Regions from separate parts of the Homo sapiens genome. Here region 2 is linked to region 1. Evidence: read pairs that join two places in POLR2A ChIA-PET (ENCODE). Cell type or tissue: MCF 10A. All regions are shown on one strand. Each heading gives the region's core, and the rest is flanking DNA. Links, peaks and the distances in the headings are about the cores only. Region 1 overlaps PRR15-DT (PRR15 divergent transcript). Region 2 has its middle 41 kb from the start of PRR15.

Region 1 (7,438 bases), core at 2,005-4,504:
ATACATTTGTTGTTCCAATTTATTGTTCATAGTAGCCACTAATGATCCTTTGATTTTCTGTAGTATCAGTTGTCTCATTTTTTGTCTCTGATTTTATTTTTTTGGATCTTCTCTCTTTTTTCCTTAATTAGTCTGGCTAAAGGTTTGTCAATCTTGTTTTATTTTTCAAGAAACCAATTTTTTGTTTCCTTGATCTTCTATGTTGTTTCTTCATTTCAATTTCATTTATTTCTTCTCCAATCTTTATTATTTCTTTTCTTCTACTTATTTTGGGTTTTGTTTGCTCTTGCTTTTCTAAATCTTTTTTAATTTGAAAAGGAGAGGAGACTTTATTTCTTAATAAAGCGTCACAGCCTGCGAGATGCTTTTCTAGTTCTTCAAGATGCATTGTTGGCTTGTTTATTTGAAGTTTTTCTTTTTTGATGTAGGCACTTATAGCTATAAATTTTCCCCTTAGTACAGCTTTTACTGTATCCCACAGGTTCTGATATGTTGTGTTTTCATTATTTATTTCAAGAAATTTTTCAATTTCCTTTTTAATTTCTTTAATGACCCACTGGTCATTCACGAACATATTGTTTAATTTCCATGTATTTGTATAGTTTCCAAAATTTCTCTTGTTACTGATTTCTAGTTTTATTCCACTGTGGTCAGAGACAATACTTGATATTATTTCAATTTTTTTGAATGTTTTAAGACTTATTTTGTGACCTAACATATGATTTATCTTTGAGATTGATCCATGTACTGAGGAAAAGAAAGTGTATTCAGCCATTGGATGAAATGTTCTGTAGATATCTATTAGATCCATTTGGTCTATGGTGCAGACTGAGTTAAATATTTCCCTGTTGATATTCTGTCTGGAAGATCTGTCCAGTGCTCAAAATGGTGTATAGAAGTCTCCAGTTATTACTGTATTAGAGTCTCTCTCTCTTTCTCTTTAGCTGTAGTAATATTTGCTTTATATATCTGGGTGCTCCAGTGTTGAATGCATATACATTTAAAATTGTTATATCCTTTTGATAAGTTGACCCCTTTATCATTATATAGTGACCTTCTTTGTCTCTTATAGTTTTTGTCTTGAAATCCATTTTGTCTAATATAAGTGTCGCTACTCCTGTTCTTTTTTGCTTTCCATTGGCATGGAATATCTCTTTTCATCCCTTTATTTTCAGTCTATATGTGTCTGTATAGGTGAAATGTGTTTCTTGTGGGCAACAGATAAATGGGTCTTGTCTTTTTTAAATCCATTCAGCCACTCTATGTCTTTTGATTGGAGAATGTAATCCTTTTACATTCAATGTTATTATTGATAAATGAGGACTTATTTCTGCCATTTTGTGATTTGTTTTCTGGTTGTTTTGTGATCTTCTTGTCTTCCTTTAGTGAAGGTGATCTTCTCTGGTGATATGGCTTAGTTTATTGTTTTTTGTTTTTTGTGTATCTGTTATATGTATTTTAGTTTGAAGTTACCATGAGGCTTGCAAATACTATCTTATAGCTCATTATTTTAACAAATAATTTGTTTATACAAACACACTCATTATTTGTTTGTATAAACAAATAAGCAATAAGAAAACCAATAAAAACTTTATACCTTAACTTTGGTGCCCCACTTTTACCTTTTTATTGTTTCTATTTATACCTTATTGTACTGTCTATGTCTTGAAAAGCTGTTGTAGTTATTATTTTTGATTGGTTCATCATTTAGTCTCTCTTAGCTTAGAGTAGTTTACTCACTGCAGTTAGTGTTACAATGTTCTGTGTTTTTCTGTGTACTTGCTATTACCGGTGGATTTTGTACCTTCAGGTAATTAGTTATTGCTCATTAATGTCCTTTTCTTTATGATTGAAGTACTCCCTTTAGCATTTCTTGTAGGACAGATCTGGTGTTGATGAAATCCTTCAGCTTTTGTTTGTTAGGGAAGTCTTTATTTCTCCTTCATGTTTTAAGGATATATATAGATTTTATATATATATATATAGTTATATATGTTATATATATGTTATATACATTATATATAACTATATATGTTATATATATGTTATATATATATTATATATAACTATATATGTTATATATATGTTATATATATATTATATATAACTATATATGTTATATATAGTTATATATATTATATATATAACATATATATGTTATATATATTATATATAACTATATATATATTATATATATATAGTTATATATATATAATTTTTTTTTACCAGATATACAATTCTAGGGTAAAACTTTTTTTGCCTTCATCATTTTAAATATGTCATGCCACTCTGTCCTGGCCTGTAAGGTTTCCACTGAAAAGTCTGGACATATTGGACTTGATTGTGTGTCACTTGTTTCTTTTCTCTTGCCTCTTTTTGGATCCTTTCTATATATTTGATCTTTAGGCATTTGACTATTAAGTGCTTTGAGGTTTTCTTCTTTGGGTTAAATCTGCTTGGTGTTCTATAACCTTCTCGTACTTTGATATTGGTATTTTTCTCTAGGTTTGGAAAGTTACCTGTTATAATTCCTTTGAGAAAACATTCCAGCCCTATCTTTTTCTCTGCATCCTCTTTGAGGCCAATAACTCTTAGATTTACCCTTGTGAGGCTATTTTCTAGATCCTGTAGGCATGCTTTATTGTTTTCTTATCTTCTTTTGTCTCCTCTGATGTGTATTTTCAAATAGCCTGTCTTCAAGCTCATTAATTCTTTCGTTTGATCATTCCTGCTATTAAAAGAATCTGATGCATTCTTCAACATGCCAATTGCATTTTCAGCTGCAGAATTTCTGCTTGATTCTTTTATTTGTCTTTGTTAAATTCATCTAATAGAATTCTGAATTCTTTCTCTGTGTTATCTTAAATTTCTTTGAGTTTCCTCAACACAGCTATTTTGAATACTCTCTCTCTGAAAGGTCACATATCTCTGTTTCTCCATGATTGGTCCCTGATGCCTTATTTAGTTCATTTGGTGAGGTCATGTTTTCCTGGGCTGTCTTGATGCTTATAGATGTTCATCTGTGTCTACGCATTGAAGATTTAGGTATCTGTTACAGTCTTTGCCTTGTGAGTTTGTTTGTACCTATCCTTCTTGTGAAAGCTTTCTAGATATTCTAAAGGTCTTGGGTGTGGTGATCTAACTGCATCTTCTTTAGGGGGCACCCCAAGCCTGGTAATGCTGTGGTTCTTGCAGACTTGTACAGGTACTGCCTTGATGATCTTGGATAAGATCTGCAAGAATTATCTGGATTACTAGGCAGAGACTCTTGTTCTCTTCCCTTACTTTCTCCCAAACAAATGGAGTCTCTCTGTTCTGAGCCACCTGAAGCTGGGGGTGGAGTGACACAAGCATCCCTGTGGCCACCACCACTATGACTGTGCCAGGTCAGACTTGAAGCCAGCACAGCACTGGGTCTCACCCAAGGCCTGCTGTAACTACTTTCTGACTATTGCCTAAGTTTGCTCAAGGCCCTGGGGCTCTACAGTCAGCAGTTGGCAAAGCCAGGCCTGTGCCCTTCCCTTTAGCGTGGCGAGTTCCCCTAGGCCCCTGGGCAGGTCCTGAGGTGCAATCTGGGAATCAGAGACTAGAGTCAAAAACCATAGAAGTCTACCTGGTGTTTTATTGTAGTGTGGCTGAGCTGGCACCCAAACCACAAGATGCAGTCCTGCTCACTCCTTCCTCCCCTTTCCAAAGACAGAGGAGACTTAGCCCATGGCCACTGCCACCACAGGCCCATGGGGAGTAGAGCCAGACTACCACTGATGTTCCTTTAAGGTCCAAGGGCTCTTCATTCAGCTTGTGGTGAATGCTGCCTGGCCTGGGACTCACCCTTCAGGGCAGTGGGCTCCCCTCTGGCCCAGAGCAGGTCCAGAAATGCCATCCAAGAGCCAAATTCTGGAATTGGGGACCCCAGGAGCCTGGAGAGTATGCCTGTGACCAAGCTGGGACCTAAGTTGCAAGACAAGGTCCCCTTTGCTTTTGAGACAAGCAGAAGGAGTCTCACCCCATAGCCACCCCAAGCAGGAGTCTCACCCCATAACCACCACATCTGGGAATGTGCTGAGTCTCACCTGAAGCCAGTAAGTCTCAGAGTGTCACCCAAGGCCCTTGAGATAGTTCCTGGGTATTGCTGCTTGTTACTCAGGGCCTAGGAGCTCTTCAGTTAGAAGGTGATGAATGCTGCCAGTACTGTGTCCTGCCTTTCAAGGCAGCATGTTCCCTTCTGGCCCAGGTTGTGTCTAGAAAAGTCATCCATAAGCTAGAGCCTGGAATGGAGGCCTCATGACTCTGACCAGTGCCCTATTCTGCTGTGGCTGAGCTGGTATCCGAGATTTAAGACAAAGTCTTCCCCACTCCTCACTCTCCTCTCCTCAAATGGAAGTAAGGGAGCCGTGTGCTCTGCAGCCTGGGGTTAGGGGAGGGGTGATGCCCGCACTCCCTTAGTTGCTCCAGCTGCTGTCTCAGCAGGTCTCATACCCCATACCCAGTCTACTGGCTCTGGGCCCAGATCAGCACTAGGACTCGCCTAAAAGTTGCAGTCCTTGTGGCCTAGACTGCCTTTCACATGTATTTAGAGCCCCAGAGCACTGCTAGCCTGTCGTGATGAGATCTGTGGGAACTCAACTTCCAACTGCTAAGATTGGCGATTCCCCTCTGGCTAGAGCTGGTTTAAGTGCTCCCTCTGTGGGCAGGCATCAGCTGAGGTTTTCCTTTCTGCTATAAAGGGGCAGCAGTGAGTTCAATGTCTCACAATTGCTGCATTCTCCCTCTTCTAGCACACAGAAATGCTCTCCGCACCACACCGCTGCTGCCAGGGAGGGATTCAAGACTTTTTCCTACCTGTTCAGTGCCTCTTTCAGCCATACAGAGTTAAAGCCAGGTACTGTGAGTGCTCGCCTGATTTTTGTTCTTATAGCGTGTGTGTGTGTAGACAGTTGTTAAATTGGTGTCGTTTCATGGTGGTGAGGGTGCAATTGGTGGAGGCTTCTATTGTGCCATCTTGGTCTGCTTCCTCTTGCTCATTTTAGATCTTTTAATCAGTTGTGATTTTTTCACTGTGAGCTTATCTTCAGAGGGGCTAAGTTTTTCCCATGAGAGAGTTGCGTGGTCTGTATTAGTGCGTATCCTTCCTCTGCCAGCACCCAGAATATCAGTCCAGGACTAATTCTTGTGTTAGCTTCTCTACTTGGGCTTTCTCCTACAAAATGGGCAGTATAAATTAGGACTTCAAAGATGCGTAAGTTCTTGGTTTGATTTTACATGGAGAAATAATTTTTTTAAAAAATCCACCAGTACTCTTTTCGTCAAAGGGCTACATTTTCCTGGTCTTTATTTACCTAGGTGGCAGTTCTTTTAGAAGATCCTGGCTTTATGCAGTGGTTTCAGTTCCATGTTCATACTTGGTACAGACCTAAATTTCATCTCCTGTTAAAAACTAAGCTCTTAGTTGTGAATTGGGTCAAAACTGCCCCATGCCCCACCATGGGTGCTCCTGCAGAGTCGGCTTAATCACCTCCCATACTGGATTTCATTTCTGTCTGGGATACTGGGATTCACTTTCTTTCTTATGGAATTAACTGTGCAGTTAGTTTTTAAATTATATTTTGTTCAACATTTTTAGATATTGGTAATAGGAGAATTTTTATGTTTCACTGTTTTTACTTTCTTCATTCATTTAACAACTATTTTTTGAGCACCTGTAGGCATCAGTCACTGAGATGTATCAATGAATGAAAAAGACAAAAACTTTGCCCTCAAGGTGTTCACATTCCTGTAGGGAATTATGGCAGTTACCGATAATAAATAAAAATAAATAAAATACTTATTAGATAGTAAGTGCTGTACAGAAAAATAAGCAGGGGATTAGAGTGTATATGGGAGGCATTACATATATATGTAAGGGGTATTACAGTTTAACAACTTTTAACAGATTTGAAAAGAAAATACAAAGATTACAGTAGAAATTAATGAAATGGAAAACAAAGTAGAAGCAATTAAACGAAAAGCTCAGTATTGTAAAAAAATAAATAAAATTGTAAACCTATAGGACTAGCAAAGATAAAAAAGATAGGAATTACCAACATCAGGAATAAAACAAGGGCTGTATACAGATACTGAGGCTCTTAAAAGGATAATAAAAAAAGGGAATACTATGTACAATTCAACCTACATAAATTCTGTAACTTAGATGAGATGGATCAATTCCTTGGAAAGCACAAACTCTGAAACTCACCATATATGAAAGATATACTCTGAATAGTCCTATAGCTATTAGAGAAATGAAATCCATAATTAACTTCCAAAAAGAAATCAGACTCAGTTTTACTGTTGAATTCTACTGCACATTTAAAGAAAAATTAACACTAATTCTATACGACCTCTTTCAACAAATAGAAGAAGAAATGATTCTCAATTCATTTATCAGTCAGCATTACCCTAATACCAAAACCAGACAAGGACATGCCAAAAAAAAAAAAAAAAGGAAAAGAAAGAAAAACTAGAGACCAATTTTTTTAGATATGGAACTGTCTCAATAAACTATTAGCAAGTCAACTCCAGCAATATATAAAAGGAATTATACACAAACACTATGTGGGTTTTATTCCAGGAAAGCAAAGTTGACTCAATATTTGAAAATAAATGTAATTTGCCAAAATAATGAGCTAAAGAAGAAAAATCACATGATTTCAATTGATGCAGAAAAAGCATTTGACAAATTTAACACCCATTTGTAATAAAAATCCTCAGCTAATGAGGAATAAAGGAGAACAGCATCTATGAAAAACCTACAGCTAACATTCTTAATTATGAAATACTAAACACATTCCCCTAAGAATGAGAACAAGGCAAGAATGTTCAGTCTTACCATTCTTATTCAACATAATGCTGAAAGTTCAAGCCAGTACAATAAGGCTAGAAAAGGAAATAAAAGGCACACAGATTGGAAAAGAATAAATAAAACTCCCCCTGTTTGCAGATGACATGACTGTCTACATTAAAAACACCAAAGAATTCACAAAAATGCTCATAAAAATGTGAGTCCAGCAAAGTTGCAGGATCCAAGATCAGCACACAAAAATTATACAAATTTCTTTATACTAGCAACAATCATGTGGATCCACAATTATGTAGAAACAGAAGTTAAAACAACACCATATACAATCACTCCCTCTACTCCCTGACTGAAAAAAGAGAAATGCTAGGTATAAATCTAGCAAAACATGCAAAGAACCTCTATGCTGAAAATTATAAAACACTGCTGAAAGAAATAATGAAGATCTAAATAAATGGAGAGACATACTGTGTTCATGGATTGAAAGACTCGGTATAGTAAGGTGGTTAGTTCTTCCTAAACTGTTAAACCTATATTAAAATACACTTTTAACAGATTTTTAAAATCAAAAACAATTCCAACAATTTTTTTGTAGATATAGAC
Region 2 (4,737 bases), core at 1-2,500, 66 kb before region 1:
AATTCTTTCACTGTCAAAATGTTTCATGGACACCAACATGACGTGTGGTTTGTAGTTTTCCAGCAATTCTAGTTCTCTTGTCAGAACCACTTCTTTCCCCTGTGTTAGCATGGGTCCTTTGAGGGAGCAGGACCCATGAAACTGGGCAAAGCCAATCACCAATCCTATTCCTCTGGTCACAATGATTGACTCAGAGATGGCCAAATGACCTGTTTGTAACCACGGAGACAGAATGAGACTTTGCTGAGAAGCCTGGGAAAGAGTCAGGCTGCCTTCTGCTGTCCAGGTGATAGAGTTGAGAGCTAGAAGCTTCTGCAGCCTCTCTCTAAACCTAGAAAAGAGCTGCTCTGTGGAAGCTGAGCTGAGAGACGGAGAAAGTTCCCAGTGCATCACTAGAGCCATGTCTTTCCCTAGACTTTTCATTTAAATGAAATAATCACCTTTTCATGTGTGAATCCAGTTTGAGTTGGGGTTTCTACCACTTGCCACTACGATATCAACACCTGCCACACAGGATTGTTGTGTAGATGTAATAAGAAATGAAAGAATCCACAAGGAAACACCTAGCACAGCGCCTGGTTTAGGGATGTGCTATGAGCCCCACCCATCTGTGCCAGCAGCGGCAGCCCCAGGAGCGGTCTCACTAGGATGTGAGCTAGGATGCTCAAGGAAAAGCACCAAGCTAGGTCTGAAGGTCTGAAGGTTTGGGAAGGGCATAGAGACCTGCAGAAGAGGAGAAAAAAGGGATGGGAGTTTCAGGCATGAATGTATAACACACACTTGGGGTACACTGAATAGACAGACCAGTGAATAGAATGAGGACTCATGGACAGGAAAATGGTCAACCAGCTGGCCAGGCCGAGGTCTGGATTACTGCAGATCTAGGGTGCAGCTAAAGAGCTTGGACTTTTCCTGTAAGACACAGAGAAATATTGCTGCCTGACTTGACCTGACATATCAGCATTAATCTGACACTTCCCTGGCTACACTCAATGACTTGTCAGAGAGTACATTTCCGAGGCTCCTGCAGTGATGAAGGCCAGACATAGCCCAGGCCTGACCCAGAGAGAGGGCAGTGGATGGAGGGAGAGGCCAGCCTTGGTGCAAATGCTGTGTTCTCACACTGTGCACGTAGTTCGGCTCATGACCTCTTCTGTGCAGGGGATGAAATACTAGCCTTGAAACACCAGATCCCTTATTAGCCTTTGTCCCTGGGCAAGAAGAATGGAGATTCCAGGGCATTTGCTTTGTTTGGCTTGTTGAGTGATTATCAGTTTTCTGTTTCTGTTCTCTCACCACACCCTCTGACTCACCCTGTGTGCTATAGGCGTGGACTTCTTTTCAGAGCTTTATAGCAAATTTCTTTTTCTTCTGCAAATATCTCTTTTTAAATAATGCATTCAACATAATTATAAAAACACTCTTCTGATGTGAAAAATTCTCCACATATGCAGATAAGAAGGGCTTATTTTGAAAAGAAGTCCAAAGCTAGGAACATACAGGCAAGTGTTTTGAATTATAAGAATTGATATGGTTAATTTCATGTGTCAACTTGGGTGGGCCATAGTACCTGGATCTTTGGTCAAACATCACAGGTGTTTCTACGCAGGTATTTTTTGGATGGGACTCTGAGTAAAGCAGATTACCATCCATAATGTGGCTGTACCTTATCCAGTCAGTTGAAGGCCTTAAGAAAAAAGATTGACCTCCTGCTAAAAGGAGAGAATTTTGTCAGCAGACTGCTTTTGGATTTAAGCTACAGCTCTTCTCTGGGCCTTCTGCCTGCCAGTTCGCGCTGCAGAATTTGGACTTAACAGCTGCCATGCTCATGTAAACCAATTCTTTAAAATAAATCTCTTTATCCCTGCATATTTATACACACACATACATGCTATTGATTCTGTTTCTCTGGAAATCCCTAATACAAGGATAAATTTTTAAAAATTCCTACAAGCATTTTGGTTGGGAAATCAATGACTCAAACAGCCCTACCCCCACCAAAAAGTAGGAATAACAGAATATAGAGTTCTCTTTGCCATCCTTAATTGTGATTTTTGCTTTCTTTTTGACACTTGTTATGTAAGAGATTTTTGTCAATTTCCAAGAATAGCTTTTCAAATTTAAAATTTATTTCTTTATTTATAATTTTCTAGTATTAGAGAATGTAGACTGTATGCTTTCTGCTTTATGAAAATTTTAAGAATTTTTCTTATGGACTCATAGAAGTCTCACTGTTACCACAATTTTTGTAATGTCTCATAAATAGTTGAATGAATAGTATATTCTCTCTTTGTAGGGTAGGGACTTTGATAGGATAGAAAATTCTATACATCTACTAGATTATTGAAATACTCAATAACCTTTTTTTATTTGTCTAGTAAACTGTCAGATATGGAAAGTGATATAGTGAAATAACCTCCATAATAGTCATCCTCTGATTTCTCATGCATATGAACTATTTGGCTTTATACATGTTGGTACTGTATAAAGATACAGATAAAGTATATATAGATAAAGATTCTTGGATACAGGGGCATATTTTTCTATAATATAATATAATTTAATAATGTTAATATGACCCTACTTCATATTTTTTTTACTTGAATTAGATCTTGTTTAGAATTAATATAACCTCCTCCATGTAGTTAACTTTGTTCTCTAAAAAATTTTGCTTTGCTTTCTTCTGTTTCATTTTGTTTCAAGCCTCTTATAAGCAGTAACTGTGATTGCATTTTAAAAGTCTTTGTTATTTAACTCTCAGACTTTAATCCATTTATACTTATTCTTGCAATTAGTATGATTAGTTTTATTTCTTTTTTATGCTTTCTGTTATTTAGACTTCTTTATTCTTTATGGTTGTTTTTCTATATAAACTATATTTTGTTTTTAATATAAAAATTAACATTTAAAAATTATAGTAGTTTTAGCAATATTATTTAATCCATAGTTTTTTGAATCATTAATTCCATTTGAAATGATGTTTTTGACACCGTCTCTATTGAGACACACCATTTTGTACCTTTCTACTTCACTATACCTTCTCCTTCATGTTTTCTGTGTTTATATGATCGGCCTCTCACCCCAAGCCACTGTGTGTGTGTGCCTTGTGTTCCAACCCCGGGAGTGCCCTTGGGATGCTTTCCACTCCTGTTCTCCATCTACTCCATCAGTGGGCTCTCATAGCACCTCTTACTTTCCTTCATAGCATTTATCACAGTTTTTAAAAATTACACATCCATTTGATTAATACGTATATACCCTATGAGGGCAGATACCATGTCTGGATTGCTTACCATGGTAACTCCAGCTCTAGGCAGAGTAGCAGGCACATCAGACAACAAACTAATATTTGTTGGGTTCATGAATAAAGAAATGAGTGAATAACTGCTTATGGAAGCATAAATTGGCCAACATCCTGAAAAACTACACAGCACAATATATCAGGAGACTTAAAGATTGCATATTTCTGCATACAAAATCATACTCTTAGGAGTCTGTCACGGCGAAATCATCAGAAACAGGCACAATGATTTGTGTATAGTTGTTTATGAAAATGTTTTAAAAATCATTATTTCTTTTTTTGTATGCTTTCAGAAGTAATCATGCTCACTATAAAACATTCAAATAGGGCCCTGCATGGTGGTTCACGCCTGTAATCCCAGTGCTTTGGGAGGCCAAGGTGGGAAGATTGCTTGGGTCCAGGAGTCCAAGACCAGCTTGAGTAATGTAGCAAGATCCTGTCTCTACAAATTTTTTTTTTAACTTAGTGAAACATGGCGGCACACACCTGTAGTTCTAGCTACTTGGGAGGCTGAAGCAGGAGGATCACTTGAGCCCAGGAGTTCCAGGCTGCAGTGAGCTATGATTATGCCACTGTACTCCAGCCTGGGCAACAAAGAGACACCCTGTCTCAAAAACAAACAAACAAAAAGCATTCAAATAGTGCATCAATATAAAATGTAAAAAGCAAAATTATATTATCATATTCAAGATATAGCTATTATTAATTGATTGGTATAATTTTCTCCAAATAGTTTTCCTTGCATATATTGACATTATTATAAGAATTTTTATAGTAGTTTTTTCCAAAAATGGGATTTTAGAAACATATTTAATCTTCCTTAATGATTCAAAATGACACTATTTGCCTCTCAAATATATTCCTAAATACATATAAATCCATTTCAGTATACCATGATATATTTCCCCCAAACTCTGTACTGCTCTACACTCTCAGCCAAGGAGATCAACAGAGCAGGTTCAATTGTTCACTCTTGGCCAATGAGGGTTTGTGCTCCCTACTGCAACTGCTTTCAGCCAGTGAAATCTCCATAGGTCTATCAGAATTGTTCCATAAGATATGTAATTTACATTCCTGTGACTTCTCTTTCTTTAATTACTTTTAAATTCTGGCAGAAAGTGTACCTTTCTATTGACTAGCAAAGGGTTTATGGGTGATTGTGCTGCACCTGGCCCAAAGAAATAGATGAGAATCGTGCCTGATGTTGGAAATGTTATGAACATTCAAGGTACTTTAATGTAAATGGTAGGGGAAACAGAAGATAGAGATTAACAGACAATTAGTGATTGTGGAAATTCTTTGACATTATGAAGAGCATCATAAACAACACGTTAGCCTAGAAGGATGGACCTATAATTATATAAGCTGTAGCTGAAATCATGCCATGATTTCATGGAATTTAAGGAGCAGGAAAAAGCAACTGCTCATGTAGAATG

What was found. ChIA-PET counts read pairs that join two places held together with the same protein. Peaks named below come from ENCODE experiments on the same cell type or tissue, not always from the same donor. Only the 100,000 strongest peaks of a DNase experiment are listed, where the experiment ranks them.
Region 2: POLR2A ChIA-PET joins it to region 1 with 10 read pairs; 3 of 35 experiments call an interaction of 5 or more read pairs at or near these places.

Annotation. Positions count from the first base shown.
Region 1 is chr7:29,535,746-29,543,183 of GRCh38, reverse strand. All of the region lies in intron 1 of PRR15-DT (PRR15 divergent transcript), which reads left to right. Among named protein-coding and RNA genes, the nearest start is that of PRR15-DT, 24 kb to the left of the region's middle. In MCF 10A, for the core only: no CTCF peak of the experiment used is centred there; a DNase peak (open chromatin) is centred at 3,533.
Region 2 is chr7:29,602,906-29,607,642 of GRCh38, reverse strand. No RefSeq gene overlaps it. Among named protein-coding and RNA genes, the nearest start is that of PRR15, 41 kb to the right of the region's middle. In MCF 10A, for the core only: no CTCF peak of the experiment used is centred there; a DNase peak (open chromatin) is centred at 1,272.